2 separate regions of the Mus musculus genome follow, and region 2 is linked to region 1. The links are chromatin loops, found by intact Hi-C in ENCODE. Cell type or tissue: left cerebral cortex. All regions are shown on one strand. Each heading gives the region's core, and the rest is flanking DNA. Links, peaks and the distances in the headings are about the cores only.

Region 1 (16,143 bases), core at 6,494-8,993:
GTCTCTCCTCATAGTAGCTGGGCATATTTTCATTGTGTCATGTGTATTGTGCTTTGTAAAATTACTCCTTAAGGATTGAAATGACGTGGCCTAGTAATTTTAACATCTCAAGTTAAATTCAGTCAGAGTTTGACACATGGATTTTAAAATCACTAAATCTAAGTCTGGCTGGCACACAGAAGAACTTGGTGAAGCTCAATGAGTAGAAAAATTAATTAAAGCATGAACTTGATGCATTCATATTCGACTTTCTCATCATAATCCTGTGTCCATCATTCCTCATTCTAATGAGACAGACCTCTCATTAAAGGTCTACCACTCAGGTAGACCTTGAAGCCATTTTTCAGTCTCAAGCGATACCTTGAATCTTCTTCATCAGCTCTGTGAATCTTACACCTTAACTATGACTTTCCATCTGATCTGGCATGTCCCAAGATGTCATTCTACAGAACAGTATTTATATTAAGCATTTACCTATGTCACATGGGAACAGAGTTTAGAAACTTAAAATATTGAGAATGCTGCTTAAATAATATTAAAGTATTTGTACATTGTAGGCCCATTCTGAAAATTTGCAAGTGTTGATTTTGGATCTCTAAATAGAGGGAAAAAAATCCATAGAACTTCATCATTGTATTTGCCCTCAGAATGCTTCTCATGTTAAAAATAGTTTAGGAAATGCTGAGCTAACTTTAATTAGATTTGATCATGAAATTCAGGACATACATACCCATTTACACACGGACTACAAACACTGATACTTCTCTTAGCTTGCTTGTGGTTTTTGTCTTTTTTTTTTTCATTCATATAATGGCTTGTCTTCCTGATGGCTATAAAATGTTTAATGTCTTGATTGTTCACTGTTTGCATGCTACTGTCATATCATGCACCCGACTCACATGTTTTACAGGACCTTCTGCCCCTTTTGCCTGGTGCCATTGCTGGTGAAATAGAATCCAAAGCTGCAAATCTCAACAATTTAGTAGTAGAAGCCTACAAGGTATGTTGTACAGTCTATAAATTTTTCTACAAGTCAGCTTTTACTACCATTTTTTTTAGACAAGGTACAAAGCAGCACTGCTGCATCTTGCAAGGAGTGACAGAAAGAATGAAAGACTAGGAATTTAGAGCTGGGGTTACCATTGGATGGACCACAGACTAGCAATGATGTCAAATGCTTGAAAGAGTCAGGTCTGTCTCTGTACCTCATTTGTCCCACAGAGAGGTGCGCTAAGATTGATCCCGCCATCTAAGCTTCCTTTCAGATTGAGAGTTGAGTGAGTTACCATCTTGTTGCAAAACTTTGTATAGTTTCCTACATCATAAATTTAACAAAAACAAGCCAAAAATATTGTGCTATTATTTAAAGAACAATCTACAGGGGTAAGTGGATTCCTCAGGATCTAGAGATTACTAAGAGGGCTTTGTAAGAGTATCCATGATCAGTCATTGCAGTGTTCCAGTCAATTATCTTTTCTTTTTTGTCAAAACAGGCCAAAGTTTCACTTTCCCAGATGTTTTCTTGGACCATTGGTTATATGTTGTCATCAGTCCTGTAGAGAATAGATGCAAGAAGTTTTAAGGGAACATCTGGTCTCTCAAACTGGATCATGTCTGCATTAAAAGGCTTTAGTAAACTTTGCTAATACTGACTTTTCTTTTCATGCCAGTCATTTTCCATACATGACTTCACTCAATCCACACACCTGCTCTATTGGGCAGCAATTAGTAGCCCCATTGTATATTTAGGAACAGAAAAGTATTGACCACGGTCCACACAGCTAATAAACAGGCAGCAGGATGAAATTCCAGGTGCTACTCTATGCCTCAGCTGCTTCCAGCTGTACGGCCTGTTTATCTTTTGTCCTTTGATTTTTTTTTAAATAGGTGTTAAAAACTATGCTTTATTCTCCCATGGACTTATTGGCCAGTTATAAGGCCTGGCTTCTCCAGATTTTCTGCCTGCCTGGTTGCCTGACATTTAGAATTATTGTTGCCTGAGCCACAGAGCTGTGAACCCCATAGGCAGCTTTGTTAACTGTCTTCAGGCCGCACCTGCTTGAAACTTGGGTTCAAAGAGGAAGGTGGGAAACAGACATAGGGCAGAAAATGAAGAAATTGTTTAAATGTATTCTTCTTTAAAGAAAATAAATCTTGATAGATTTGTTTCTGCAGAAAACTTTTTACTGTCTGAAAACTACAGAGAATTAAATGAACACAAATATCTTAAATTAAATCTTTTACTACCATAAAAATAATATTAAATCCTAGGACTGGAGAGACAGCTCAGTAACTAAGAGTACTTGCTGTTCTTCGAGAGAATGGAGATTCAGTTCCCAGCACCCACATGGTGGATCAGAACGATGTCTATGAACTATAGTTTCAAGAGATCTGTCATCACCCTTTTCTAGCCTATATCAGCACTGCATTTGCTTACATACATACAGACAAAACATTCATATGTGTTTTTTTTTCAAATGTTAGATTCATGGAATTTTATATCAAGAAAAGCAAAACATACCCATACTTCATTTCTATCCATAGTTTGTTCTTAAGAGTCATCCAAATGAAAAGGGAGTTTATGCAATTAGTCCTTTTAATTACTACAGTGTATCTGTTTTATTAACCTGAAGTATATAAATTGGCTTCTATTCTATTCTATTGTATTGTTTGTTTGTTTCATAAGCCCAGTTTAGCCTTAGAATCTTGATACTGCTGCCTCAGCCTCCTCCTGGGTCCTAGAATGATAAGCATGTACCACCACATCTAGCTTTTTAAAAATCTTTGTGTTTTAAAAAAAGTGAGGCAGTAAGCTATGAGTGAGACTTTGTCTCAAACAGTAAAAGCAGACAGCACTATTTGGCCTTATGTTCTTTGCCTTGTGCAGGTATGTAGTCACATACCTGTTAGCCTACTGTGGTTCCATGCAGCCTTGCAGTGAAAGAATAATAGTTAACACAACAAAAACTTATTTTGGCTAAGTTAATCTCCTTGAGATTCGATTACTACTATTTTTATGTGTCTATGTCTTCAAAATTCTTTTTAAAGAATAATACAGTTTCAAAATTGTATTATTAAAATCCCAACAGAGACAATTCATAATTCATTGAAGTATTATGCATCCAGAAAAAAAAATGGGGTCTTTCCCAACAACTCTTAGACATGAATAGCATCTGTCCTAGCACCTCTCAGAGAGTAAAGAAGTTTAATAGTTCCCCAGAACCTTGACTTGCAAAGCAAAGGACAGAAAATATTGTAGAAAAATTTCTTCATACAATACTTCAAAGACATAAGTGGTTTGAGAACTTAGAGGAACTGCAAGTGTGGCTAATGTGCTGCTATGGGAGACATGTACTGACCAAAGAAACCAATGCATATCCAAATTAGATTACACCTTTGTAAGGTTCTTCTAGCTTGCCAGAATTACTTGCAGTATATGAACTCTTGGGGGAGAGAAAAGTAAGTGTGTGTGTGTGTGTGTGTGTGTGTGTGTGGTTTCACCTACTTGAATAATATTCATGAACTTGAGGAAAGCATCTTCTTTTGAGGACATGCTATCAGAATTTCATAATCAATTATTCATCAGTAAAAACTCATCTCATATCAAAGCTATTGTTGAAGGAGTAAAGTTACTTTAACTAAAACATTGGAAGCCTGTCTAAGTCTTTTCCTCCAGGGTACAACCCATTCTCCTTTCATAGCCACATATTTCACATCACTGTTATTTTTCTTTATAAGTTTAAAATCAGGATTTTTGCATGTGCCAGGCTCAGATGTATATGACCAAATGCACACATATTTAAAAGATATATTTAAAGTAGTTGGATCCTTTGGAACTGTAATATTGTGATGGAAGGCCTTAGTGTGTGCCCAATACTTGACATCAAGCAGTAGATGTTTAATGAGTGAGTCATTTAATGAATGACTGTGTAAATTAATTCATGGTACTGTACCCTATATGAAGCCCTGCTTTAGAATTAAGGCAAACATCATGGATGCAAGCAAGCATAGAGATGATAAAATCCGTAAGCCCATCTTAGAGAAACTTGTACAACAGTGTTTCACCAGTGATTCCTATGCACAGTCAGTTTAGAAATGCCACCCCCACAAAACTGTTTCAACTATGTATTTATAAAACACTTAACGTTTCATGATAGTCAAAATCATTTGAAATTCAAGTTTCATTTTTGCCAAAACCATGTTTCCTGCTGTAAATTGTCAGAATTCATCAGCTATGAGAATGTTTCTTTAAACTTCATCATTAAATATCATCAGTATGAATTTGAAAAATTATCTTTGCCACACTGGATAAGAGAGGTATTTCTATAGGGTTTTAAATTTGTGATCATAGATATGTGGAAAAATCAACTATTTAAAACAGCTGATCATTTAGTATTTCATATGTTTTAAATATAATTGAGCTGTTGTGAGAAGCTACCATTTTATTCATTTCCCAGATGTAGACTTTGATTAAAGTTAAATATTAAATCCAGGATGGCATAATGATTATAAGTCTGCTTTGTCGCTTATACTAGAAACTACTTCAGTGTAATTAAAAATTGATGTCTCTGCAGAAGATTATCTCAGAAGTAAAAGTGCAGCTGGAAAACCAGGTACACGGTGTCCATTTTAACATCACTGCCATCTGTCCAGATGGGGCCAGAAAGCCAGGCATAAGTGGGTGTGGAAACGTGACAAGCAATGACGAAGTATGTGGCAGTATGTTTTTCTTGTTTAAGACAATTTTTTGGTGTGCTTTCTTAAAAAAAAAAAACAAAAAAAAAAATTACTTTAAAAACATTGCTACTATTAGAATATTGTTTCAACTTTAAATGAGCCTTCCTGTTTCTTCTTAAAGTTACGTCTATACATAATTGACTTCTCTCAAACTTTCAAGTTAAAATAAATATGTATTGTGTTAAGTACTTATTAAATACTTAGTAGTAATATATTTTCTGAGAGGTTTTGCCTAATAAAAAAATAACATCCTTCCAAGCAAGTAGTATCTGTAGATGTAATAGTGACAAAGCCTTTATTGTTTCAAATCTGTTCATTCTCAGAGTATGAAAGGATGGTACAGTATATAAAAGCTACGAATTCCAAAATCTTTCATCTTGTGATGTCCAGGAAAAGGAGATGAAGAAATTTGTTAAAATCAGTCAAATCAGAGGGATGATACCATTTATATAATAACTAGAAAGAGTTGAGAGTCCAAGAGAACTCCAAGACCAGATGAAATGGTTATTCTCCAAGAACTGCCAGAATAGACTACATCATGTTCTCAGCAGGGGCTGGGTAGGGTGTCACTTCTTCAGTATCTCTTACTTCAGCTGTACCTGAATGAACTGGTACAGAGAAATTTTTGATTCTTTCCTCTTTCTTGTTCTAAGGTTCTGTAGTTTTATTACTCTATCCTGTATTGGGAAGAATTTTTCAAATGCAAAATCCTAAAGTTCTAAAATTAATTCAAAGAAAACACTTAAATTTTTTTTCCTCATAGGAACATTAGAAGCTGTGGGTAGTGTGATTGTGCCCACAAGCTGTGTATCTTTAATTAATTATCCTAAGCCTCTAATTCAGTAGTTTCCTCTATAATTTTTCCTTGGATATCATTCAAAAACGATCATATACTAGTTTATATAAGATACATTTGATTTCTGCTACAGAAAAGTTTTTGTAAATTTTTGTAAAAAAAATAAAAGGCTAAATTCTTAAAAACAAAGTGAGTCTTTAAAGACTCAAATATATAACAATGATTTACCTTCCTTAATTTTTTCTTTCTTTGACTATGCTCCTTTCAACTATAAACAGCTTGTCTCCCACGAGGAGTCAACCAGCCTTCAACTTTAGAAGGTCTGTTTTATTATACTAGTTTTAATAGCAGTGGCCACTCATCCTACACATCTGTGTATCCTTAAAATTCTTAGAGGCAAAAACAATTTGAGCACAAACTGACTCCAACCACACTGATTTTAATGTGACACATTTAAATAAAATGTCTTGTACATGGATGCCTAAATATAGATCTTTTATTTCATGCTACATAATTTCCAATTTAAAAGCCCAGCATCCATTATTTTAATGTTGGAATTTAATTACTGTAGTGAACTCATATATAACTGTATGTATATATAAGCTTCCCGATTTTCCAAAGCACCTGAAGCTGAAGTCAGAAAATATAGATATTAAATCAACCATATTATAAATAACAAGAAATTAAAGAACAAGGAAAAATTTTCAGGCAAATAAACTGTTGTTCTAGAGGGAAAAACAAACAAACAAACAAACAAACAAACCACTCCTTGCTACTAGTCCATTCTTTAGTTCTGGGATGACCCCACAGTAACAAGTGACTTTGGTGTGAGGTCTTGAAGCTGGAGAATAAGTCCTGAGCCTCTTTCTCAAGTAACATCAGAGATGGGGTTGTGTTTTCCTCCACTGAAAAACTGTATATGTATATACTAAAGATCATCTCTTGGTCTTTACCTTGAGCCTCTAAAAAGTAAAATACAAATAAATAAAATTGCCCATATGACTAAATCAGGGTTCTGACCCAGAAGATAAGAAACCATTTACTTAGGTTTATTGGTTCCTAATGCCAATTGTTCACTAACCTCATATGTCCAATTCAGAAAATAGAACATTGATTCAGCAGTTGTCCATGAAATCAGTTACCTAAGGTGACAGACACCTGAGGACAAATGGACACATGGTGATTTACAGGCCATTAGCAATTGTTACTTCCTTTAATTCTAATTAATCAGTTAGGCAAAAATGGAATTAAGTGGCAATTATGTACTTACATATTAGATTGCATGCACATGTGATTTATAAATATTGTTGGTATCTCTAAGATGTTCACCATTGATTTAAATATCATTACTTGATATACTGTTTACAGTATCCAAGGATATAAAGATATTTCTATTTTCCTTTGAAATTTAGGTTCTTTTCAATGTAACTGTTGTGATGAAAACATGTGATATCATGGGAGGAAAAAACTATGCAATAATCAAGCCTATTGGTTTCAATGAAACCACTAAAGTCCACATACACAGAAGCTGCAGTTGCCAGTGTGAGAACCACAGAGGACTCAAAGGACAGTGTGCGGAAGCTGCCCCAGACCCCAAGTGTCCACAGTGTGATGACAGCAGATGTCATTTTGATGAAGACCAGTTTCCTTCTGAAACTTGCAAGCCACAGGAGGATCAACCTGTCTGCAGTGGCCGAGGTGTTTGCATCTGTGGGAAATGTTTATGTCACAAAACCAAGCTAGGAAGAGTGTATGGCCAGTACTGTGAGAAGGATGACTTCTCCTGTCCCTATCTCCATGGGGATGTGTGTGCTGGTGAGTTGATATACACAGGCAGTTAGAATTCATAACGATATTGGCATATATATTAGTGTATCTTTAAATCTGATGTGATGAGGTACTGCCACTTAACCCAAAATCAAAGTTCAAAGCCTCATAGTCTGTGAAATTAGGTCATGGCAAGATCATGTTTATATTTTTAGCTTGAGTACTGTGGCTGCTATTTTAAAAAATTCAAAACCTAAAATGAAATATGAATCTCATGTGTCCCTTGATCTTGGAAAGATTTACACAAGAAAAGGAAGTTACTGGTGATTGCCGATGTGGTTTTCTAGAAGAATGGCGGGTATTCTATAAGGGTCTGATTCATTCCAGCACATGGTCCACCTCCTGCTTGCAGAGGATTTTGTTTCTGTCAGGATGAGGGGAAGTGAGATATAAAAATATAATTCCACTCACTGGAAAATGTTTAAAGAACTATTGTAGATAGAATTGTATGTTCGAAGTCATTCAAACCTCACCAATTTATTTTTGGAAAGCCACCAGTCACAGACTGGACAAAGGAATACATTCTTCAGAGAGAAGTGGATTGTTAAGTAATTCAGAAGTTTTGTCCTTCTGGCCACACACAGACCAGATTTTGCAATGAAATAGGATAAGATAAAAATATCAAGATTACTTTTGGCTAATTTAGTTCACTGCCACCTACTGGTTACAGTCCAGAAAAACTTATGCAGCCTTTGAAAATTAAAACAAAAACGTAACTTTAAAATAAATTAAACTACCTGTCATTTGAATTCCTTGATCATTTCTCCATGAAAGGGTAAGTTTACTTATCATAAAGATCTCTTTTTTGTATGTGCATGTTAGTAACAAAATATGTGTTAAGTTATTGGGAAATGGAAATATTTCATTGTTATAACTGTATGGAAATGAAAGCCCATAAAATGTAACTATTCATGGATAAGTAGAAAGCTTGTTTTAAGTTACAGGAAAACATTATTATAAGTTGTCTTTTTATTCTCTTACATATGTAAAATACTCTGTGTTCTAGACATTTATTTAGTTGTAACTAGAATTATTGTTAGGAAGGAAGATTACTTCAGAATAAACCCACAGTTGCCTAATATATTTTATAGGGGAAATAAATATTTTACAGGGAAGAAGAGAATGACATTTCTGGCATTGGTCAGTAGAACTGTCTATCATATACATTTAGAATCTGAGGTTCTGCTGCATAATCTCAATATATTGACCCTGTCTACATGATTTTGACCACACACCCAATGCACACAGAGGCAACTGACGATGTGCTTTGAATTGCTTGTGTGAGTGCAAGTTGACATGCATTTTTCCCTACCACTTTCCCTTGGGAATGAAAACTCATATTCACAGGTCAGCTGGCTGGGATTCAGCGTGCTAGCTACATCAGGAAATGGGATGTGTTCGACATTTGTTTGCCTGGACCTCATTAGTTTTACACTTAGCAAATTGAGCTGAACCAGCAGTAGGCTCTATGGGACAATTAACCTGTTAGGTATTCAGCAATAAGAGAAGGAAGAGGGAGAGAGGGAGAGAAGAGACAGGGGGGGGGGGTTGGGAATAGAGGGGAGGGAGGAGGAAGAAAGGAATACTAGGAGATAAAGTGAAAAAGAGGAAAGAAAAGGAAGGGTGTTTGGTCTATAGTTGGATAAGCTTGAAAATGTATAAAACATACAGTGTACCTCCTTTTGAAGACTTCTACTTCACATTACCATATTAAATTTTGGACACTTCTTATAGTCTAAAATCCATTTATTAGTGTGTAAACAAGATTTTCTCAAGTTAATTGTCTGCAAATAAATGCCCCTCAGGCATGCACACATGCCTTTGTCTTTTCCATTGTTCGGCCTACATAGAACAGACTAAGCCTGCCCTGCTAATACAGTGTTCTGGATAGTGTTCTAAGGATGCTAACCTCTTGCTTAGTGTTCTGAGAATAAGGGGAATTGTTTCTGCTTCTCACAAGACCTATCTTTAACCATGCCTGAACACAGAGAAGTGTTAGAATGTTTGCCCCATCACCCTGCAAAATTCTCCTGAGCCCCTAGCAACAGTGAAGAGGGAAGACTGTGGCAGGCATTGACCAAATGCTCTTACTTTGCTGATTTGAAGTCAGCCCTTATGGTTTCACAATATTTATCTGTTTCTAATTTAAAACTTGAAAGCAAATTGGCATTTAAGCAGTTGGTCAGCCACCAAAGTAGGGGCTTTCTTTGTACATGTTAGCATTACATATTAGTAGGAGAAATATACTTACAATAGAACAGTGTTTAAAACACTTCTTAATTCTGGTACTGACTTGTCAAAACTAATGCTGTTTCCACTCACCAGACTGTTGCATGTTTCATGAAAATGGGGGAGACATTACCAACTCTGTAGGCCTGGTGACCTTGATCCAAGTGTGTCTCTGTTGCAGGGCATGGGGAGTGTGAAGGTGGCAGATGCCAGTGCTTTAGTGGCTGGGAAGGAGATCGGTGTCAGTGCCCATCAGCCTCAGCACAGCACTGTGTCAACTCCAAGGGCCAAGTTTGCAGCGGGAGAGGCACCTGCGTGTGTGGCAGGTGTGAGTGTACTGATCCCAGAAGCATTGGCCGTCTCTGTGAGCACTGCCCAACCTGCCATCTCTCCTGCAGTGAAAACTGGTATGATTCTGTCTCCAAATGAACAAAGCAATCCTGGCTGACAGCTGGTTTTGCTCTTCATTCTGCCTTCTTTCATCTTAGTTGCTGGATTCTTAGTTACTAGCATACAAAAATGATGATTAAAAAGTTAAAAAAACAATCCTGAGTGGGAAACTTTAAGAATTGGGTACTGGAATTCCTAATTTTGGCTAGTAAGTTGCATTGGAATAATCAGAACAAATCTATATAAAGTCACTACTCTGTTTGGTTGGTTTTTTTAAGAAAATGCTTTCCTGAAAACAGAGGTTGCCAGTTAACCTACTTATTACTATTTAGCTGTGCAATGTAAAATAATTTGTTAAAATTCTCTGTGCCTCTAGTTAATTGTGAAAGAATCAAGTGATATTTGTAAAGTTAACTAAAATAAAATTTTTGTACTTGGTACATGGCAGTCAGTGAATAAATGTGACTCATTATAACTAGATTAAATATCTTAATATTTAACATAAAGAATTATAGTGCTATAAAGCACTTAGGGGATGCATAAATGGAAAGTCATGTGTTGCATAACAAAAAATATTGTTTTGTGTAAAAATATTTTTCACTAACAATCTGAGACTTGCTCATAGAGCACTTGTATAAATGTCAGTGTGCCTCCAGCTTGCTTGCTTAAAATTTTAAAACATACTTTCTCAGATCACTAATGCAAGTAAGAATTTTAGAAATATACATAGTTATTTAAATCGTTTAGAAATATAGCATTTTAATATAATGGTGGGGTTTAGTTATTTATTTGCTAGTGAGGATTGAATCCAGGCTCATGGATTCAATTGAGTTGAACTGTGCAAGTACTCTAAAAAGCAACATATCCTACTTATTATATTATTATTATCATTATTTACTATAATTTTATTTTACTTTACAGGCATTGTTTTACTCATGATGACCTTGAATTTACTCTGTAGATCAGGCATTCCTAGGCCATATCATCCTCCTGCCTCAGACTTCATGTATCTGGGATTATTGGCTTTGGCCACCATGCTTTGCTAATGGGTTCAAAATTTGTCCATTGGTTATTTATTTTTCACAGGGTTAGGGTTAGGAATATTCAGTCTATTGACTTTTTAAAGTAGTAATCCTTTCATGTTCCTTGAACAGGAATTGTCTGCAGTGCCTTCACCCTCACAATCTGTCTCAGGCTGCCCTTGATCAGTGTAAATCCTCCTGTGCTGTCATGGAACAGCATCGCATGGACCAAACATCAGGTAAGTCTGAGGAGACTCCTGGGGCAAGGAGTTACCATGTACCTTATTCCTGAAAGAAGGAACAGTGGCTTCATATTGATTCCATTGTAAATTATTGGATTCCTTTTTAAAACAACTCTATCACTGTGTCACAGATATAAACAAAGAAACAGAAACAAAAACACACCCTGTTCTAATATGTATATACAGTATTAAACTGAATCAGTAATCCATTTTTTAATCTCCCAAAGAGAAATACTTAGGTGGTGACACCTCCCTGCTCATTCGCACAGGCTCTATGTGCTGCCTGCCTCCACCAAGGACCAAGAAAATGAATTATCTAGAAGGACTTACATGAGCCAAAAATATAAGTTCACTGTGTAGAATAATGTCACTAAGAGCTCAGGAGCTATGGTTTCCCTATATAACCTAAATTTGTTTCTTCTGCTCACTCTTCACATATCTACAAAAACTTTATTCTCCTGTTTCAGGTAAAACACTAAAATTTTAAGTGATCATCTGCTGTTGTAGTATACCTAAGATCTAAGCTGTAAAACCACCTGTGAAATACAAGCTATACTTGCAGTCAGATCTTTGGAAACGTTCCTTTTGATTCTACTATTTCAACAAATAGAAAACCCAGCCCTGGAGAAATAGCAGAGTAGAAATGTCCTGCACATCTTATGAGTCTGAGGTGTAGCTCTGTTGGTAGAGCACTTGCCTGGCATAGGTAAAGCCTGTGTGCAATTCCCAGCACCACATGAAACTAGGCATCAGGTGACATATGAGAACTTGGGAGTTGGTACCCAGAGATCAGAAGTTCAAGGTCAGCCTCAGATACATGGGGAGTTCAAGGCCATCCTGAGCTATGTAAAATTCTTCCTATTAAAAGGGAAAAAAAAGAAAAAGAAAAAGAGAAAAGTGAAAAGAAAAAAACAACAACTTTGAGGTGGATAATTCTGAATTTGACACAGTGGAAAGAATGTGTTGCTTTTAAGCTAAAAACCTTGGTCTAAAATATAGTAAAGTAAGAAATGTAAGCACTTCTGCAAAATTTCTGTGGGCCTATATCTCATGTACAAAATAGAGGATAAAAAGTGTATTGAATAAAAGGTATGTTTAGTACCTCAAATCAAAGAGGATGTATAATGGGAAAGATGTGAGAGCTATGCTCAAAAACTACTTTTAAACAAAAATTTACTGGAGCACTCCCAAAAGAACTCAAAACACTTTGCACAGGTCTAAGCTGTAAAACCACCTGTGAAATACAAGCTATACTTACAGTCAGATCTTTGGAAACGTTCATTTTGATTCTACTATTTCAACAAATAGAAAACCCAGCCCCGGAGAAATAGCAAAGTAGAAATGTCCTGCACATCTTAGTTTCCCATATTTCATTCCCTTAGCCCACAGTGAATTTGGCTCAGAAAAGAGTCCCATGTGCTGCCAGCTCAGGCTGCAGCAATCTCTCCAGAAAGCCAAGTGCCTTTCTAATAAAGAGGGCCCCTACATATCATTAATTAAGTTAAGTAAACACTACTCTGACTTAAGTGTTGTTGCAAACAGTGTTCCCTTAAAACTCCTTAGAAAAAGACCTAGCCTGACCTCAGCTAAGAAAAGCATGACCAGAGGCAAATGTTGGATCATCATAACAACATTGGGGAAAAATGAATACAGACTTGAACCCTCAACGGGTCCTCTGGCTAACACATTCATAATATTTCTGAAATGTATCAAACTACAAGACTTCCCTCCCCTTAACAACTATTATGCAAGGAAAGGAAAAGAGCATTTGTTAGGCACCTTAATTATTTGTCCACTCAACCACTCTTACAGGGTCTTCTTTCAGTCTCTCTGGCTAAGCTCCCATCAGGCAAAAAGCCAGGATAGGGATCAAGCCACGTGCCCCTCTAAGGATTGGCTTAGCTGATGGAGTAGACTAAGTCAGCCAAGGGATATCACAATCTGTCAGGACATAAGCTATGAGGGTCACTAACCTGAAGGAAAGAAGCTGTAAAAGATCAAATAGCACCACCTTTGGACACACACTTTGTATTCTGTACTCATAATATCTTTAACAAGGAAGCATTGTACCATACTGGCATCTGATGTTCCCATTTCAATGAATAGGAATGGGCGTGTTTTTTAACTCCACAAAGTCTTTTGTCACCAATCACAAACAATGGTCTCTATTAAGTCCACCTAGTTGTAGAAGATCTCTTGCCCCCATTATTGAAACCTTGCCTCATTTAAGAGGCATGCTGGGTTAGCATTGAGCTTTGGAGCCAGAATCAGCTATGACTGGATGCTACTATGCTCATGGCCTTGGCACATCCTCTCTCTAGATGCTCTTTCCTAGGCAACTGCAGCATTCAGACCAGGTCCCTGAAGCGTGCAAAATGGGTGGAGAAACACATGCTTCAGTCCAGGAAGTGTTTTATGAATCTGGGGCAGCTTGTGAGCTCTGTGGAATACCCACTATTGTGCAACCATATTCCTCAGAGACTAGAGTAGACCTCAGGCAAGCACAGAGCTTATACAAATTTTTCCAGTGAGAGTTTGCCAGAGATCTGGTTCTAAAACAAAGGTCTAGCATTTTCCCTCTCCTAACATGGCTTTTCTTTCTTCAGCAAGTGATTATTGTTCGAGGAAGAACACATAATGAATTTGTGGAGGCAAACAGACTAGATTAGTGAAGTTAATTAGTAAAAAGTGAGACGAGAGATTTGGGTATTGTCCAAGATGCAACACTCCTACTTCTCAGAGTCATGATGTCTAATAATAATGAAATCTTACACCAGGGTTTAGAGAAAATATTTATTTCCCTATTAGAGTAGTACTGAGTTTGCTTCTGCAGATGTTTACTTTATTTTCCATTACTGCTGAGCAATAAAGGAGGAGAAAGCATAAAAGGAAAAACACATGCTGAATGCTTGGGGCTGCTCAATATCCTTTTTAAATCATGTTTTCCACATAGTACTGAACTGTACACACCACTATAGCTCTCTCAGTCACTGTTCTAAACAAACTTACATATGGGTAAGAAATTTTGACATAGCAAGCTACAAAAAAATGAAATATTTTAATTGTGAATATTCTCCAAAGAAGGGTTCACTGTTTTGAGTAATCAGTAATGTCAACCTCCTATTGTGAAAATAGAGACTTGTAAAGAAACCTGCTTTTATTATAAGAATGTAAACTATATTTATTTGACAGAAAACTTTGGTTTACTTTAAAAAAAATTTTAACCCATTAACTTGTCTCCTTTCTTGCAGAATGTTTATCTGGCCCAAGCTATCTGCGAATATTTTTCATCATATTCATAGTCACATTCTTGATCGGGTTGCTTAAAGTTCTTATCATTAGACAAGTGATACTACAATGGAATAATAATAAAATAAAGTCCTCATCAGATTATAGAATGTCTGCTTCTAAAAAGGTTGGTGAACTCGGAGGACAATTATATTAATTATATGTGACTGTGCACTTCTAACACTCAGCTCTGTTACTAATCCTAATATTTCTTCTCCATCAAGGATAAACTGATTCTGCAAAGTGTTTGCACGAGAGCTGTAACCTACCGACGAGAAAAGCCTGAGGAAATAAAAATGGATATCAGCAAACTAAATGCTCAGGAGGCCTTCAGGTGCAACTTCTAAATAAGATTAACAAACAAACAAAAACTGTTGGAAGCTGGATGGTTTTACAATTTATTCTAGCAAGTATAATATAAAGTCACAGGAGAAGACAAATTATATTGAAGAGTGTGCCATGAAGACTGGCAAGTGTCTTCACAACCATATGACTCACTCAGCTGCTGAAGTTTTCAGTGAACTATGTGTCTTACTACTGTTGGAGACTAGTGTTGTAGCACTTTATTGTAATATATAACTTATTTAGATCAGCGTAGAATGTAGATCATCTGGGAAAGCACTGATTACACTTTACAGGTACCTGTCAGCCCTGAGCTTCACAGACAAACACGAGGCTATGGAGCAGGTTGCAGGGTGTCACCACCACAGACTGGTGATCCTTCTGTACAACCTGCTGATGAAAAGCATCCAGGAGTAGTTGAAAGCAGTCAACCACACCCGGCAATTGGCATTGTCGAGCTGTGTACAACCAGCTGAGTAAGGGTTAGGCTTTCATTTCAGTTTGGGTGAACAGATGAACTTTAATCTAAGCGGTGTTGCTTTTGAAGCTGTGCAGTTTTGTGCATGCACGGGTCTGTTTTCTTCTCCTTTGAAGCTGCGTGGCTTTGTGCATGTACAAATCTGCTTTCTTCTCTTTTCCAAAATGGATTTTGACTCCAACATCTTCTCCTTTTTGCATTTAAATTCTGTTTTTCTTCCTTTGGAATAAGTTTATAATGTCACAAATGACTGGATTAAATAAGTGCTAAGTTACTACTGCCATAGAACCTATATGACAATGTCACTTTACTAGAATACTGGTTTTAAAGCTGAATGTTAATAAGGGTCACTGTAAGGTGTCTAAGGTCATCTAAGTCCATAGCTTCTTTGTCTGAAGATAGTTTATATATTCTTACCTGTCAAACTGGATGGATTGTTTCACTCTGTCATTGATCTGACCTGTAGCCCGAAATCCAAAAGGTGTCTACAAAACTGCTTCGAGCAGAGTACCCTCTTTTCTGAGTGTGTTCTCTTGATTTTTACTCCAAGATGATGTCAACAGTTTTCAAATGGAAAGCTATATTATTCTTGCCCTCCTGTGTTCCCTAAGGGCATTCCTTGAATCCCAACCCTACTCATAAGAATTCACAAAGGTATAAAATTGGACACATGAGGGTAATATCCTGGAAACAAGCTAATCTCCCCTTTTTGTTAGCCAGGAAATGGAGGCTCAGAAAATTAAAACGATTTTACAAAACACAGACGCGGAGAAAGTGACAATACCAGAGAAG
Region 2 (16,143 bases), core at 8,492-10,991, 68 kb before region 1:
GTGTGGTATGTGTATAAATACATATGGGTGTGGATGTGTGTTTATGAACTATTTTTTATAACAGCTTTAGGTACACACTACAATTAAGAAGTACATACAAAGAATTTCTATATAACTGTGCTTCTGCACTTATACAGCTTCCCCTATGACCAACCTCACCACAGTAATGTTTTTGATAGAGTAATACCATGTTTCAACTGCTGTTCACAGTTTATATTGGGGTTTAATCTTGCTGTTCTACATCTTGTGGGCTGGCACTAATGGGGCATGGCATTTTGTCCACCATTGTACAGGACACTTCCACTTCAGTAAAACACCTCTGATCTTGCTGTTCTTCTTTCTAGCCCAAATAACCTCTGCCAGCCACCGTTCTTTATACTGTCTTCAAAGATTCTCTCTTTTCAGAATGCTATGTAGTTAGAATCAAATAGTGCAGAGCTTTTGCAAATTGGCTTGTAGTGGAAGTTTCTGGTTTTGCTGGAGACTCAGTTGTGCCATGTGATTTTTTTTCTTGAAGCTGTCTTATAAAAGGATGTTTTGCTAAGACAGACACGTGAGAGAATGTGTTTTGCAGAGAATAGATATGTGGTGTTTTACTGTAACCTATCTCGTGAAAGAGCATGTGATATTATGCTGGAGCAGATGCTTGAGAGGACAGGTGATATTTGGATGAATATAAGTTTATCCCAACAGACAGTGAACAATGCTCTGGCCTTGATTCACCTTGCTTGTCTTCCTTGGGCTTCACTGATGCTGGTCTTCACTGACCACACTCTGCTATTAATTCACCTGGCTTTCTTTGCTGATCTTTGCTTGTGACTTTGTAGAGAGAAACACACTAAAGAACTTTTGATAGTGTTCCAGCTGCTTCTTGCTGCTTCTGTGGACTTGCGCTGATTGGTGGAGCCTCATGGTTTCTTCTGAATCAAGCCACTGCTGCTGATTCATGTTCAGTATTTTGCTAGTAGATGGATGTCTAGCAATGGAGATTGGAATCACCCTCTCTCCCACCACCCCCGCAATACTTCTAAACAGGTTCACATTCCCTTTTTCCTATTAGCCGTCTTCCTCCCCTACCTTTGGTCATCAGGTTATAAAGGAGGTTGAAGCATTTAAAAACCCTTATTACCCTGATATAGCTGTCTCTTGTGAGACTAGGCCGGGGCCTAACAAACACATAAGTAGATGCTCACAGTCAGCTATTGGGTGGAGCACAGGGCCCCCAATGGAGGAGCTAGAGAAAGTATCCAAGTAGCTAAAGAGATCTGCAACCCTGTAGGTGCAACAACATTATGAACTAACCAGTACCCTGGAGCTCTTGACTCTAGCTGCATATGTATCAAAAGATGGCCTAGTCGGCCATCACTGGAAAGAGAGGCCCATTGGACACGTAAACTTTATATGCCCGAGTACAGGGGAATGCCAGGGCCAAAAAATGGGTAGGGAAGTGGAGAGGAGGGTATGGGGGACTTTTGGGATAGCATTCTAAATGTAATTGAGGAAAATACGTAATAATAAAAAATATTTAAAAAAAAACCCTTATTAAAGTAGGTTTTGAAAAGTCTTAGCCTACAGGACCTTCTTTCATATAATAATATGAACTTAGGTTTCTCCATATCTTTCGTAGTTTAATAATATGTTTGATTTTAGTGTTGATAAATATTCCACTGTCAGGATATATTATGTTTTACTTATTTATCAAATGATTAGAAAACATCATTTAAAAAATTTAATGAATTTATCCTTTGACAATTTCATATATTATAAAGAGCTGATTGCTATAATCCTCTGTCCCTTACATCTCTCTTGCCATCATCCCTACAAATTATGTTTTGTTTGTTTCCATCAATTTCTTTTTCTTTTCTTTCATTTTGTGAGATCTTTACATTTAACTAGGATCATCTGTGTGACTATGTGTTTGGAACTGTTCAGTGAAGTTCTGTGATTTCTTCAATAGGTTCACAACTAAAAACAATGATGGTCCCCTAAGTAACCAGCTGTAGGCAATCATCCAGCAGAGCTAGGTAGTACCTATGAGGCCCTCCATAATGTATGATTGAGTGCTGATAGTCTAGCCTTGTGTAGGCTCACTGAAAACAGTCACACATGCTATGAGCTCATTACTACACAGGTTGTGTTATGTCTAGAAGACAACATTTTCACAACCTTTGAAAGACATTTTGATTGCTTCCAAGTTTGAGAAATTATGATTAAAGGTGGTGTAAAAATCCATGTACTGGTTCTAGATAGACATAGTTTTCAACTTCTTTGAAAAAAATAACATCAAATATGACTACTGGTTCATTTGGTTTATAATAAATGCCAGACTATCTATAAGGAGTAATCACGGTACTTTGGAGTTTGAGAGCAATGAATAGTAGTAGCTCCTGCTGCATTACATCCTTACCAGAATTTTCTATGATGTAAAAGCCATCATAGAAATGTCATAATGTATCATTTTCATTTTCCAATTCTGATAGTTATCTTAATGTCATCCTTGCAAAAATAGGTAAATTGAGGCATGGGGAAAATAAATAATTTGCCCATCCATTAGCTACTAAGTAGCAGCTTCCAATTGGACATTTTATATTCTAAAGTTCTTGTAATTTTTGTTGTGGCTACTTTATAGATAGAAAAGAATAGAATGCAAATTTTCATGTTCAGAGTCTCAATTATGTTCATCACTGATGTTATGCTAGTTGTCCCTTGAGACAAGGGAACAGTGGAGAAATGAGGGAGGAGACGCTCCTGAAATGTGCTGATCTACTACAGTTTATTTTCCTGGGGGAGTTTAGGTGAAACATACTCAGTGTTGTTCAAATTGTGATATGATATACGTTCCTTCTCCTGTTTCAGAATGGCCTGAAAGACTATTCTTTGTTGTTTGGGAAGAACATTTAGAGACTGAAAGTCTTCAGAAACTTATACAGCTGTGGGGACTTGCAGGCTGGTCTCCAGTTGAGCTGAGGTCTGAACCCCAATGGTTATAATTCACTTTCATGGCATGGTAGGCATTCCCTTATGCTCCTGGAACTCTGGCCCCTGCCTAAGTTACCACCCCCCACAACCCCCACAAGAGAAGCATTGTCAGTAGTCACATAGGCAATGGCCCAAGCTTCTGACTTTCAGGCTAAACTCCTCTCCAGTTACCTAGCAACAGTAAAGACCATAAAAAGGGGTGTTCAGTCCCACCTTGTTCTTTTACTTCTTACTCTCTTACTTGTCTCCCTCTTACCCTTCTCTCTCTCACCCTCTCCCCTCTCTCTCACCCTCTCCCCTCTCTCTTTGTCCTCTCCTCTCCTCTCCTCTCCTCTCCTCTCCTCTCCTCTCCTCTCCTCTCCTCTCCTCTCCTCTCCTCTCCTCTCTCTGCTCTCTTACTCTTTCTCTCTAGCCTATTCTCTCTCTCTCTCTCTCTCTCTCTCTCTCTCTCTCTCTCTCTCTCTCTCTTTCTCCCTTCTCTCTTTCTCCCTGCATTTCTATAATAAAGCTCTTAAACCATAGAGAGTCTCTGCTCCATCAAGATCCGCTGCACACTGGTGAGTGTTGGGAACCTCTTCCCTCATCCCTCTCTCCTATAACCCCCAGGTTTTGCAAGGTAGCTCCGGGGTCCCCTGGTTGGGCTGCCCCTTGGCCACTCCCTGAAGATTGGAATAGAGGAATGCACACCCAGGGATGAGTGGAAAGGGTAGGTAGCAGCCCTCCCATGCCTTACTGACCAGAGAATAGGGAAACTCTGGTGGGGCATGGGCCTTTTCCCTTCCCTCTCTTCCCCCGGGCTCTCTTTTTAGTTCCCACATATAACAATTTGAAATTTTGGTGACATCTATTATTCTAATATTTTATTTTATTTTTATTAACCTATGATATAGAAAATTATTTTTGAAAACTATTCCAAAAATACTGTAGAACATAGGTCCCACATGATTCCATTCACAGGACAGGGAACTGAAGTATTTACACCTTGCTCCCACACAATCAGTTGCAGTTAAGACAGTATCAATTCACCAGCATTCCAAGCATATGGTTAGCTGGATGAGACAAGAGGCAACCCTGGTAGCACCTGCTATAGGCTTGAGCCAATATAGAATTTCTCAAAATTTAGACATGTATTCAAACATCTTTGCATTTCTAGAATTCCCATAAAAATGAATTGAAGGCTAAGTAAGCATCACTTTGCTGCATGCTGAAAAAAAGAGAAAAATAAAAGGATAAGAGGAAGCTGGAATAAGACTGTGCACAGATAAAATATTCCAAACTAACATATTTTCCACAGAGGAATCCAACAGCAGTAGCTCCCCCTTCTCTTCTCCACTTCCAGTGTTCCAGTGCAATGATGTATAACAGAAATTCTGAAAGTTAGAAATTTGATTCTAAATCTTCAGCAATTGATTTACAAATGATGGGGTGATTCAAACTCTTGTGAGTTAGACACTTCTAGATGTAGTCCTTTGAATGAAAATGGCCCCCACAGGCTCATAGGGAGTGGCACTATTATGAGATGTGGTCTTGTTGAATGAAGTATGTCACTGGTAGATGGGCTTTTTAAATATTCAAGTCAGGCCCAGTGGCTCATTCTCTTTTCATACTGCCTTCAGATCCAGATATAGAACTCTCTGCTAACTCTCCAGCACCATGTCTGTCTTTATGCCATCTTGTTACTTGCCATTATGATTAAACCTCTGAACTGTAAGCCAACCCCACTTAAATGTTTTTAGAGTCGCCATGGTCATTAATGATATCTCTTCACAGCAGTAGAGGCCCTAATTAAGACAATCGGCCAATGTCGCCTCTGTTCTGTGGCCTTATTCAATCCTGTTTTCCCAGCCTTATGCTAATTCTGTGAGCTCCCAACTTCTTCCCATTAAAAAAATTAATAAAAGCTTATAACATTTACAGTACTATTCTATTACTTGAAATCAAAAGTTATCATTAATGTGTGGTGGTCCAAGAAAATCAGAGCTCTGATTCTTGCATGCCCAAGAATTCTTAAAGAAATAAAGCTATTCTCTTTGCCTGGTTGGGTTTAATTTCTACATTTGTACAAGGAGAACAACTGAGCAGTATACATGTATGCTGGTCCCAAAATAAAGAGTTTTCAAAATCAAATAAACGGTGGCCTACTCTAGTTTCTGGAAATTTCTCTAGGGAAGAACTTAGCCATTTAACTGAATGTTTTCTAAGCTTAATCATGGGATCTTGTTTCAGAAAATAATAGCAGTTCATAACCTTAATCATCTGCCATCTACCTTTATATGATACTAGTTCCATTCTTCTCTCTCTCTCTCTCTCTCTCTCTCTCTCTCTCTCTCTTTCTGTGTGTGTGTGTCTTAAAACTGCACCTAATAGACTTTGTTTCTATTGATGACAATTTTGAGAAGTCTTTATTTAGCCATTATCGATGGGATTCAATAGTCATGAGAATAGAAAAACCATTCTAAGAGCTTACTGAGATGGTTGCTGGGCTGTATACAAAACCCACTAATTCAAAATCTCCTGGAACAGAGAAAGAATAAGTTTGTTAATAATTTATGATGATTATGTGTTAGATACTCTTTAGTTCACCCAATAACAAAATAGACTAGAGAGCAGTATTTTTCAATGCTTCATGTGCTTACTCAGAAAAATCACCTAGACATGATCATTTTCATGACATAGTCCAATTTTTAGATCATTTTCATCTCTTATGAGCTGTAGCTGAGAGAAGTTTATAGACTTATGATGATACCCTAAAAATCTATCCAGTAGCTCTAGCCTCAACATCAAAAGACATATTTTTGAAATGTTAATATAGCTGTGGATGCAAGTATGAAATAAGTCATTTGGAAAAAAAATCAGTTTCACATTTACATACTCAATAAAAGTCTTTCAGATGTGTCTGTTATTCCTACTACCCACACAGCTTATTCATGCTCACCATAAACTGCATTGGCAAGAAATTAAGGTTAAAGGAGTAGGGTAGAAGCTTAAGTCATCTAATTTTATGACTTATTAACAACTCAAAGAGTCTAATGGTTCAAAGGCTGGAATGAATAGCTAGAATCTTATTTTAGACTATCTATGACTTTAATTTGCTCTCATTACTGAAAATGATGAAAAATTAGCTATCAGAAATGTCAAAGCGAGAAACATGATAGAAAACAGGAATTAGTCATCATCTTGAACATTTTTCTTTGTTAAACTTCAGGTAACAATGGAGATAATACTGTATTTCTTTATAGTATCATGCCCCCCCTTTTTTTTACAAGAGAAATTATAAGTTATGTAGCCAGTGACATTTACTCAATACAAGTACACCTTTTGTCCCTAGGTTATTTGTTACATTTATTATAAGAAAACTCAAGGATGAACTGCAGAATTTCAGGAGTAATTATATTTTCATAACCAAAAATGTTCAGATGTCTTCCTCATATCTATAGGCTCACAGTCTATTGTCTAGCACATTATTTTATTTTTATTTTGATAACCAGAATTATACTCTCTTTCCAACAGAAAATTAGTGGCAAATAATGCTGTGATTGTTCAATAACCTTTAAGAATTGGCATTGGGGAGTTTTGGATGAATGCATAGTGGTACCTGTGTTGTGTATGTACTTGTGTGGTGGTTGTTCATTTTGTCAGCTTGACACTATCTAGATTCACTTGAGAAAGGAGTCAGAATGAGGGATTCTCTTCATTGGCTTTGTCTGAGAGGGATTTTCTTAATTGGGTTCATTGATGTGGAAAGGCTCCCCCTGGATGTAGGCAGCACCTTTTCATGTTCTGGCCTGGAGTGAATGAAAGGAGAGGGGACCCTGGGTATTGCTTGCCCTGAGTGATTTGCTCTTTGAAGTTTCTGTCAACTTGATTTTTCCTTGAAATAATGGACTGTCACCTTCAATTGAGAGACTAGCAAACCTTTTCTTAGGTTGATCTCGTGAAAGTATTTATATGACAGCAACAGGAAACAAAACTGAGGCAACTTGTCAGTGTGCCAATAAACATGTATCATGGCATATATATGCATATGTGAGTGCATGCCTGTGGACAGTGGGTAGAGGTTGACTCTGAACACTTTTCTCGATTTCTCTTATTGGATGCTTTTCTCAATTTCAATCCATCTTTTGCTTTTGTTTTTTTGGTTTTTTAAGACAAGCTCTTTCATTCAACCTGGAACTAATGGATTCAGCTGTCTGGTCAATGAGCTTTGGAAATCCGTCTGGTCCTCTGGAGCTCGGGGAAGGGGGTCCCATGCCAAGCTTTTTATGTAGGTTGTGGGGATCCAAATTCAAGACCTCATGCTTGTGTGACATTTACCAACTGCAGTCTACCCCCAAACTCTGGCATGTATTTCGTGGCCAGAAATGGCTGTCTTTTGAATGACTTTCAACCTTTCCGAAACAAATTTATTTCATTGTTTTATCTTTTCACACAGTAGGTTTGAGTTCAGATGTAAAGTATATGAACACCTAACAATATAAAATTATATACTTTAGCAGTTTCACAAAATTTCATCCATTCTTATTGTATAAGCTTCTGTCTCATTTAGTATTGTAACTGTCATTTCTGATGTAAAAGCAGGTTGACTGAAACATTAATGTATCAGTAATTTCACAAGGCAGACTGGATGCTATTGAGATTAACTTGTTATCTTTGTCAGAGCTTTGCAATGCCTCAAGGGTTGCTGCATTGCCTAGGTTTGTCACATAATTTCAAGAAAATAAACACACTTCCCAGCTGAAGTGGCTCTAACCATATCTTCACTATGCTATGTTTTTGTTCCAACCTATCTCAGCTACTTTACAGTAGCTACATCTCAATGAAGATATCCAGGAAGAAATTTGAAAAACCAAAGAATGAAAATTTGAAAATGAAGTACAGTGGCTTGGAGTTGTGTTGACTGACATCAGTCGTTGAAGTATGGATTGCCCCCTTAGCTTCACAAATGATCCTCCTTAACAGATCTAGGGCACTTTACTAACTAGGTTCCTGGCTTTACTGTTAGTCCAATGTACAGTCCACACCTGAAGAAAGGGGAGTTTTTGATGTTGTGGTTTATTAACCAGGTACTTTCCATTCACTGTCAACAATTAGAAAACAGAAAGAAGTTTTTTAAAGAGGAGGGTTGGTGGGACCTCCTACTTGTTTTCTTTACTCCAAATAAGAAGCCGGAAACAATTAAGGAGAAAAAAATCCCCTATAGTTCACCTTGACCTGGCTGGACTGGGTCTGATGCCTGAAAAAAGTGGTGTTGTGTAAGCCACTAGTAAAAAAAAGTCGAACTGAACTTCAATACAATGAAAATTATTGGGCTCTAGGGGAAACTAGGAGCCAAGGTCTCCAGTATCAAATTAGAAAAGGAGCTCTTTCCCAAACCTAGAGAACTGTGTTTCTTCCTTCTCCTTAAGGTGTCGAGGGCGCTGACAAGACCTGGAGAGGCAATGCTACTACTTCCTTGGCTGTCCAGTTTAGCAACGCTTTAGCCTCACCCAAAACTGCAAAACTGAATTGCAAGCTTGTATTCATTCACTCTTCTGCTGCCATCTGCAACTTCTTGTTTCCTTTTACTGAGAAGGTGGCGTTTAAGGTCAAAAGATCCATTGTAACCAACAAAAGGCCAAAGAACCACAAACAGACCCTGGGAAAAAGCTAGGCTGCCCCTTTCAGGGCTGAGGGTCTACAAAAGGAACAACGAAATATATCTGACAGTAGAATACATCTTGTCTAAATCTCCAAAGTCTGGGAAGACCTCAGACAGATTTGGGATCAGACACAGGGCAAGGTCTTAAGGCTGCAAGGAAAGCGGGCAGTGAATACTCTGAGAGCAGTGTTGGGGGAGGGGAGAGGCCCCCGAAATCTACTTTGTATTCAGCAGCTGCGGGCCAGTAAGGATTCCTGAACAAAGGAGCACGCGGCAAGAGGATGAAATGTTGGGGTTCATGCTGCCACTCGAGCTGCGAGAAGTTTTCCACCTATACCGTTATGGAAGCGTTGGAACTCAGAATTGGGGGGCGAGGGGGTGAGAGAAAAGAGAACTCAGCATGCGATTCCTGTTGCGCCACTACGCACCAGGAATTCTTGAGAACGATGGGAATGGCAACTATTAGATTCGAGGGGGGAGAAAAAAGAGCTGGAGTGAGCAAAACAAAGAGCGAGTGTGGGCCGCGGTGACTTCATGCCTCACCAATGTCCCGCCCACGCTACTCCGAGCTGGAGCTGTTTGCTGCTTCTGCTGCTGCTGCTGTCCTGGGCCGCCACTGCGCTTGCTGGCGACCCAAGCAAGGAGCACTGTAGCGTGGGGAGGTTTCCTAGCAACTCTCAGCTCGGAGCACGCCCAGCCACCCGAAAGCTGGGAGCCCCCACGGGGGACCACAGAACTAGATCACCCCATCCCTGCCCATCGCCTGCCTCTCTTCCCTCTCATCCCAGAACGCATCAGCTGCCAGGGTTCTGGGTGGCCAGACGCCTGAGCCGACAGAGTCCGAGAAAGGACAAGGGTACGCAGCTCCCTCCCAGCGAGGTGCATGGAACATCCCCTTCTAGCCCAGTAAGCAACTGGGATGCCTTGTTGGTTGCCCGCGAGTGCAGACAGGAGCTTCTAGGGAGCTCGCGGAGCTGCTTCCCCAAGCTGCTGGCACCCGTGTCTCCTCTCCCGCCAATCGGAACGCTGCCGCCTGAACCTCTGCTAGCTGCGACTAAGTGGAGTTGGCCTCCCTGCCCACCTGTGGAAGAAGCTAGCACCGACTGATGCGCCAGCAACTCCCCCACCCCCTTGGCCTTCTAGCCGTCCCCTCCCACTAAAGCAGCATCACCCTGTGAATTACATTAGGGTGGTTTTCCCCCCAGCCTCAGGCTTTGTTTGGGTTTGATTGTGTTTGGCTCTTCGCTAAGCTGATTTATGCAGCAGAGCCCCATCGGCTGGGGAGAAACAAAAGCTCTTTTCTTTGTCTGGGAGCGGACTGTGGAGCCCGTACTTGCTTCGCCCCCGCGGGCCATCGGCTGTCCAAGGAGGTGCTTTTTGTTGAGACTGCAAGCCCCGCCGTGCGGAGCTGGGAGGGCCTTAAGGGCCCTGAGATGCAGAGAGCTGCCCTGGACCGAATACCTGTATCGCCTACTGAGAGCAACTGGGTCGGCCAACCCGGCCTGTCGAAAAGGTCCTAGGGACTCGCAGCCCACGGGCCTCAAGGTGCGCTCTCAAGTCGGGAGAGCGCATCAGGAAAGCAACTAGGCAGTAGGCACCGGGCGGGCTGCTTTGCATTATGTGCGGCTCGGCCCTGGCTTTTCTGACTGCTGCACTGCTCTCTCTGCACAACTGCCAGCGAGGTCCAGCCTTGGTTCTTGGGGCAGCCTGGGTATTTTCACTTGTTCTCGGACTGGGCCAAAGTGGTAAGTTATTTTACTTTGTTTTCTTCCCTTCTCCCAAAGTCTTGGGCTGGTATTGAGAGCTTATGGCCTGGGCATCCCTGACAGGTAAGTGGAAGATGTCAGTCCTGGTCAGTCCTGCTGAGACTTCAGGAGGGCAGGTGTGTAACAAAGTTCTCCATAAAGAAGCCAGGTATCAGGCATTTTCACCCCTAAGTGACAGCAATAGTCCACAGTGCTGGGAAAAGTTTATTTGAGTTGAAGTTTGGGAAAGAGTCTGTTGTACTTACAGAATGCAGTTTGGGGGTTCCAGTATTTCCTGAGGATATCACTATATAGTCTGTATTCCCCAACTTTTCACCTTAGGGGTGGAGCATCATCCACTAAGAGCCTGTGGCTAAGATGGTTTATAAAAGGAAAGAGTCTTTCATTTATTGGTCTAAGAAAGAACAAGTTTCTTCTGCCATAACATTCAGCTTGAATGAATTAATGCCCTTGAGGAATATCCATTCATGGTTTAAGCCACTGCCCTGCGGAGGGGTGGGATTGTTAAATTATTGTGGCTAAATGATCTGTCCCCTAAGTTTGGTCTCTGTTACCAAGAGGTCACCTCTCTATAAACTTTTATTGTCTTCATCTGTAAAACAGATATAGATGCCTACCTTTCCCAAGTCATTTCTAGTCAGACAGTGCATGAGAGGGGGCTTGGCACTTTAACATGTTAGCATTGTATTCTTGGTGACTCATGAAACAGAATAAGTAATAATAACAATCTAAGGATTAAATTTACCATAGAGGCCAAATGTTTTTTTTTTTTTTTTTTGCAGATGGAGTTACCATTGCCTTATTTATTTATTTATTTATTTACTTACTTACTTACTTTTCCCTTCGGGTTACTAATCCCTTAAATTTTATTAGAGACTTACTGTAGTCTCTCAACCTTAAAGGAGTTTTAATTAATAGCCTCACTTCTGTTGTAAAACTGAAATTTAGTCCTTTACTTTAAATTGGTGTGCTGGCTTTCTTCCTGAAGTTAACTAAAGTAAATACTTATATGTAAAAGTTTATAATAGAGAAGCCCAGGCAATTTCTTCTAATTATTGCATATATAGTTGTCTAGCATTAGTTTTGGGTGAGATTTTCCTAGTTGTATCAAACAGGACAAACTAGAGTCAACTTTCATTTTGTAGTTATTTTGAGACTTTGAGATTTCAAAATAAATGAAACCTAATACAAAGGAAAGAGTCACACTCCTTATCAAGTATCTTTTGAATGGAACATGTGTTTGCCACAGCAGATTTTCCACTGAGCTTAATTCCACCCTATGTCAGTAAATAAAGTGTTCTCCTAGATTTAGTAAACATTCGCACCAATAAACTGACCAAAACTTATGTCAACAGAATATATTTTGTTCCAAAGAAAGTCTCACTCACCTTTAATCTTTGCTAATAACAAAGGTTTTTAAAAGTTCATTGTGCTTGTAGAGATAAGTCAAGTTCCTGTGTACCAGCAAGATATTTCCATCCAGTGACTATTATTGATTTGAAGCAAGTATTATGAATGGGCTGCCTTGCACCTGCTGACCTGAAAAGTGAATGCTTATCTGAAATCAAAACAAGGCATCCTTTTCCCAGTCCCTGTCAATATACAAAAGCTTCTGATGTATAATGACTTGCATGGTAGTTTAAAACATGAAAAAAAAATTATAGCCAGTACTACTCAGCAAATTAGAGATCACTATAAACAGCTGTACTTTGTGATACAGCTACAAGTCTTAAATTACAGGTCTTACTGTGCAAATTAAATGCTTAAAGCAGAATAGAAATTTAGGTATCGGTTACAAAGGAAATCTTGTTCCCATGCCCAGTAGTTTACACCAAGAAGATGCTGAGGGCAATAAAGCCATAGTAAGAAGACTATAGCTATATATCACTTCAGTTTTATTTTTAAAGAACAATTTATACAAATGTACATTAGACTTATAGTAGTGTGAGCAGAGAGAGTTGAAGGTGGCTGAATACTGTGGGTAGAGTATATTATGAATGAGATGCAAAGATTTCTGATGTAGACATCACTCTAGTTCCTTTTAATTTTCCTTTGCAAAAACTAATGGAGACTGAAGACAATTGAAATCATCAATGCCAACATTAAAAAGCTGGTCACTAATGTTTTTCCATTAAATAAAAAATAGTTAATATTGAAGAGTTATTGCAGCAACATTTTATTTCTACACTTGCTAATTTTAAAAGATTAAAACTAATTTGTCACCCAATTACATAGCAATAGAAAAATGATACATCTCAAAACTCACAATTTCTTTAACAAATGGTAGCTATTATTGCAATGAGATTTCATTTTCTTTTTATTTAGCTATTGTACTTTTTCCATTACAACCAATCTACAGAATGAGCTTTGCTTTGTGACAACAGTATGACTTTCCCTGAAATAGATTTCATCATATCAAGTATTCTCTGAATATCCTCAGTTTTAGTGTGTGTGTGTGTGTGAGAGAGTGAGTGTGTGTGCGCACGCACTCATGTATGCATGAATGCACAGCAATGATTTTGCATGTGGGGGGTGCATATATGCGTGGGTATGAATGCATGTGGATGAATATGCATTTGGAGGCCTGAGGTTGATGTCGAAACCATACTACATTGCTCTTTTACCTTATTCATTGAAGCAGAGTCTCTCAGTCAAAACCAGAATTCACTGATGTGGCTAGTCTTGTTAGCCAGATTGTTTCTGAGGATTCTGTTCCCATTTCCCAAGTCTAGAATTATAAGCAATTAACATGCCAACTGGACATCTATATGTGGGCTTCTGGAGATCTAGCTATGCAAGCATGTTAACCACTGAGCCATCTCACTAGCCTCCAAAATTCTTTAGCTAGTCTTCTATGTCACTTTCATACAATGTGTATGTAGTAATTCTGTCTTTAGGTGACAAAGACACTTTGGGGTCTGTTTAAAAGTCATCCATGCTTGCCTTACATGTGAAAACAAGTAGCTGATATGATTTCAAAAATGTCCTTCTACTGTAAGTGCTTTGAAAGAGTTTCAAGCTTATTTCATCTCACAATACTGAGAGCTTGTGGAAAGCTTTATTTACCATGTGGAGGTTCTGCTCAACTCAGATTTGGTGACTGATTGTCAAATCTGTTATCTAATCCTTAGTTATCATCTACTAGACCTTTCATCAATTAGGAAGTTGGTACTGGCCACCCAACAGTTAGCTTTTAAGATCTATGATCTCCTGGATTAACTGCTTTCTCCAACACTGGTTTTGATTCTTGTTTGTTCAATGAACTCCAATAACAGCAGTGGCTCTGGAGTTCTGTCCTCATTTCTCTTCCTTATCAATACAGAGACCGAAGTGAATTGATCTAGCCTTGGTGTTTTAAGTTGTGTTTTTATGATGATACCATGCAGATGTCTATCTCCAATCTTGACTTCTTATTGGCTCTGCAGAGGAGAATGCAAATTGTCTATTCCCTATTGTGTGTCTAAAGACAAAATTGATCCCTATATATTCAAAACCAAATGCCTAATTTTCTCTCTCAAACTTGCCCCTTTCACATTCTGTTAGTTCAGTCACTGGTGAGTCAGATTCTTGGTAGATCAGACTTAAAAGTGAGGACAACTGACCAGAGAGCAGAATTTCTTAGAATACATTTGCCAGCTGATCACTTTTCAATGTATGCTTAAGTTTGGAAGATATATTATTTACTTGTGAATATATATGCCTGCCAAGCTAATTATGTCTTTATTATGCAGAACTACAAGTTAGTTGGCATCAGAATAAGCCAAGAAGGGGCAACAGATACAGTTCATAAAAGAAAGGGAAAGTTTCAAATAAGATTAGGATAGGCAATCAAGATAAGTATGATAGTTTCTACTCCACTTGGATGTTTATGGGAATTTAGAAATATCATTATATAAACACTAAATTATCTTTCCAATTTTTATATACTACTATTTTAAATAAAAGTTTCTTGCAGAAAACACAGCATGTGAGATAATATTGTCTTTGTTCTTTACATTTACAGACTTTTGAACTTCTAATGACTGAATCTGGTATAGACAGGGATAAATAACCTGTTTTTAAATTCCTCACCTTGCTCACAGACAGGCTCCCTTGGATCCTTTTGTGAACCACAGAAGTATAAGGTTCTATTTTAATCTAAGATTTTCAAACTTTAACAAATAAGCTCTGTCCCTCTGTAGTTTTTTTGCAATCAGCAAACTATTTGCCTTTGGTGAGCCTTTGTTTGGGTTTGTCAAGAAGAGATGCCCACCCATCTTCCCTGATGGAGCCTATTGTCTGGCATCTCCAGTCATTGCAGAGTTTAGCTTGTTCCTGTTATGATAACTCTATAACAACTGGTATAAACCTCTTATTATTTACTTGAGTTTTACCTTTCCAGACTGGAATGAGGATATCATCTTTTGTTCATCCATTGAATAACCAAACAACTTTCCCCTAATGTTCCTATATTTGTTCAGTCTTCCTTGTTCTCAAAACTCTAGCTTCTGTTGCAGTGCAAATTGATGGTTGACAAGTTTGGTCAGCAGAAGACTATGAGGTCTTGTGAAGGCTCTCCAATTTTATAAGAAATACATCCTCTGAATTCATACTAGCTGTATCATTAAAATAAACCATAGGAAAAATCCCTTACATTTTATAATAATTTATTTGACTATTTGAAGCTGAATATTGTCACTCAATTAAAATCTTTAAACATTGTATTCTTAAAGATATGTTTGTCATTTGAGCTTATTTCTCTTCCATCCCATTTTATAAATAATTCAATGTATTCATTAAATCTTCAGAACAACACTGTGAGAAAAGTGGATTTATACCTCTGCTTTTGAAAAGAGGGAGTTGATGCACAAGAGATGAACAGTGTGTACAACACATAGTCAGTATAAGGGAGAGCCAGATTTGAATTCCTTTATATAGCTTAACAATTCCTTAAAGAACTTTCTGGGTATTATATAAACATGTCTCTGTCACATTGGGAGTTTGGGCCACCACCATAGCATGAGTAATATAGGACCCTGTTGACTGTGCAAAGCAATCACAAAGATAGGATTTGGATTTTAGAATCATGGGTGGCTTCAAAACACGCCTCCTGGGGAAGCTCCGTTATTCCCAGCTTGTCTCACGTATACCTCACTGTGGAAAGGTTTCTCATGTAGGGGGAAAAACAGGTGGCTTAGTGGGGAACACCCTGTGGTAAAATATGCTTCCTTGTGGTCCCTTAGCTTTCCAATGTGTCAGCAAGAAGAAAAAGAATGAGCCTCTAAGGTCAATCAAAAGTACATATAGAAAGGCCAGGTGTTGTAGTTTATGCCCTTAATACTAGCATTGGGGAAGAAGAGGCAGGCAGATCTTTGTGATTTCGAGGCCAGCCTTGTCTACAAATTGAGTCCAGGACAGTCAGGGCTGTTACACTGAGAAAAAGCATAAAGCAAACAAACAAAGCAAACAGAAATTACTTATAGGAACAGATCTATGATGTGGTCAGATTATTAACCAACTTCGGCCTAGGTATGCTTCTAACTGCTACAGCAGCTGAAGTTCTACATCATTTCATATGTTTATATCAATTTTGGCTCATCAATGCTTAGTTACTAACCTGGATGTTCCATTGGCTGTTAATGATTTTCTGGTTGGGAACTTGGCAGTGTATGAAGCTCTCAAACTCACAGTCCAGGGTCACACGCATATATCACCTTTTCTTTGGTGTTTTCTTTCTTTTTTTCTTCTTAGCTTAATACATTCTTCAGTTTAGTTTCTCAG

What was found. Peaks named below come from ENCODE experiments on the same cell type or tissue, not always from the same donor. Only the 100,000 strongest peaks of a DNase experiment are listed, where the experiment ranks them.
Region 2: a loop joins it to region 1, with 4 times the contacts of the local background. A loop is called at or near these places in 5 of 42 quality-filtered maps.

The regions. Positions count from the first base shown.
Region 1 is chr12:119,161,852-119,177,994 of GRCm38, reverse strand. It overlaps Itgb8 (integrin beta 8), which reads left to right. Exons shown (of 14, transcript NM_177290.3): 8 at 911-1,000; 9 at 4,575-4,709; 10 at 6,946-7,348; 11 at 9,771-9,996; 12 at 11,134-11,240; 13 at 14,495-14,658; 14 at 14,756-15,192. The coding sequence ends at 14,878. Among named protein-coding and RNA genes, the nearest start is that of Itgb8, 68 kb to the left of the region's middle. In left cerebral cortex, for the core only: a CTCF peak has its summit at 8,031 (motif pointing left); DNase peaks (open chromatin) are centred at 7,715 and 7,951.
Region 2 is chr12:119,231,891-119,248,033 of GRCm38, reverse strand. It overlaps Itgb8 (integrin beta 8), which reads left to right and starts at 9,758. Exons shown (of 14, transcript NM_177290.3): 1 at 9,758-10,362. The coding sequence starts at 10,236. In left cerebral cortex, for the core only: no CTCF peak of the experiment used is centred there; DNase peaks (open chromatin) are centred at 8,558, 9,185, 9,583 and 9,904; H3K4me3 peaks cover 2,500 bases; H3K27ac peaks cover 2,206 bases.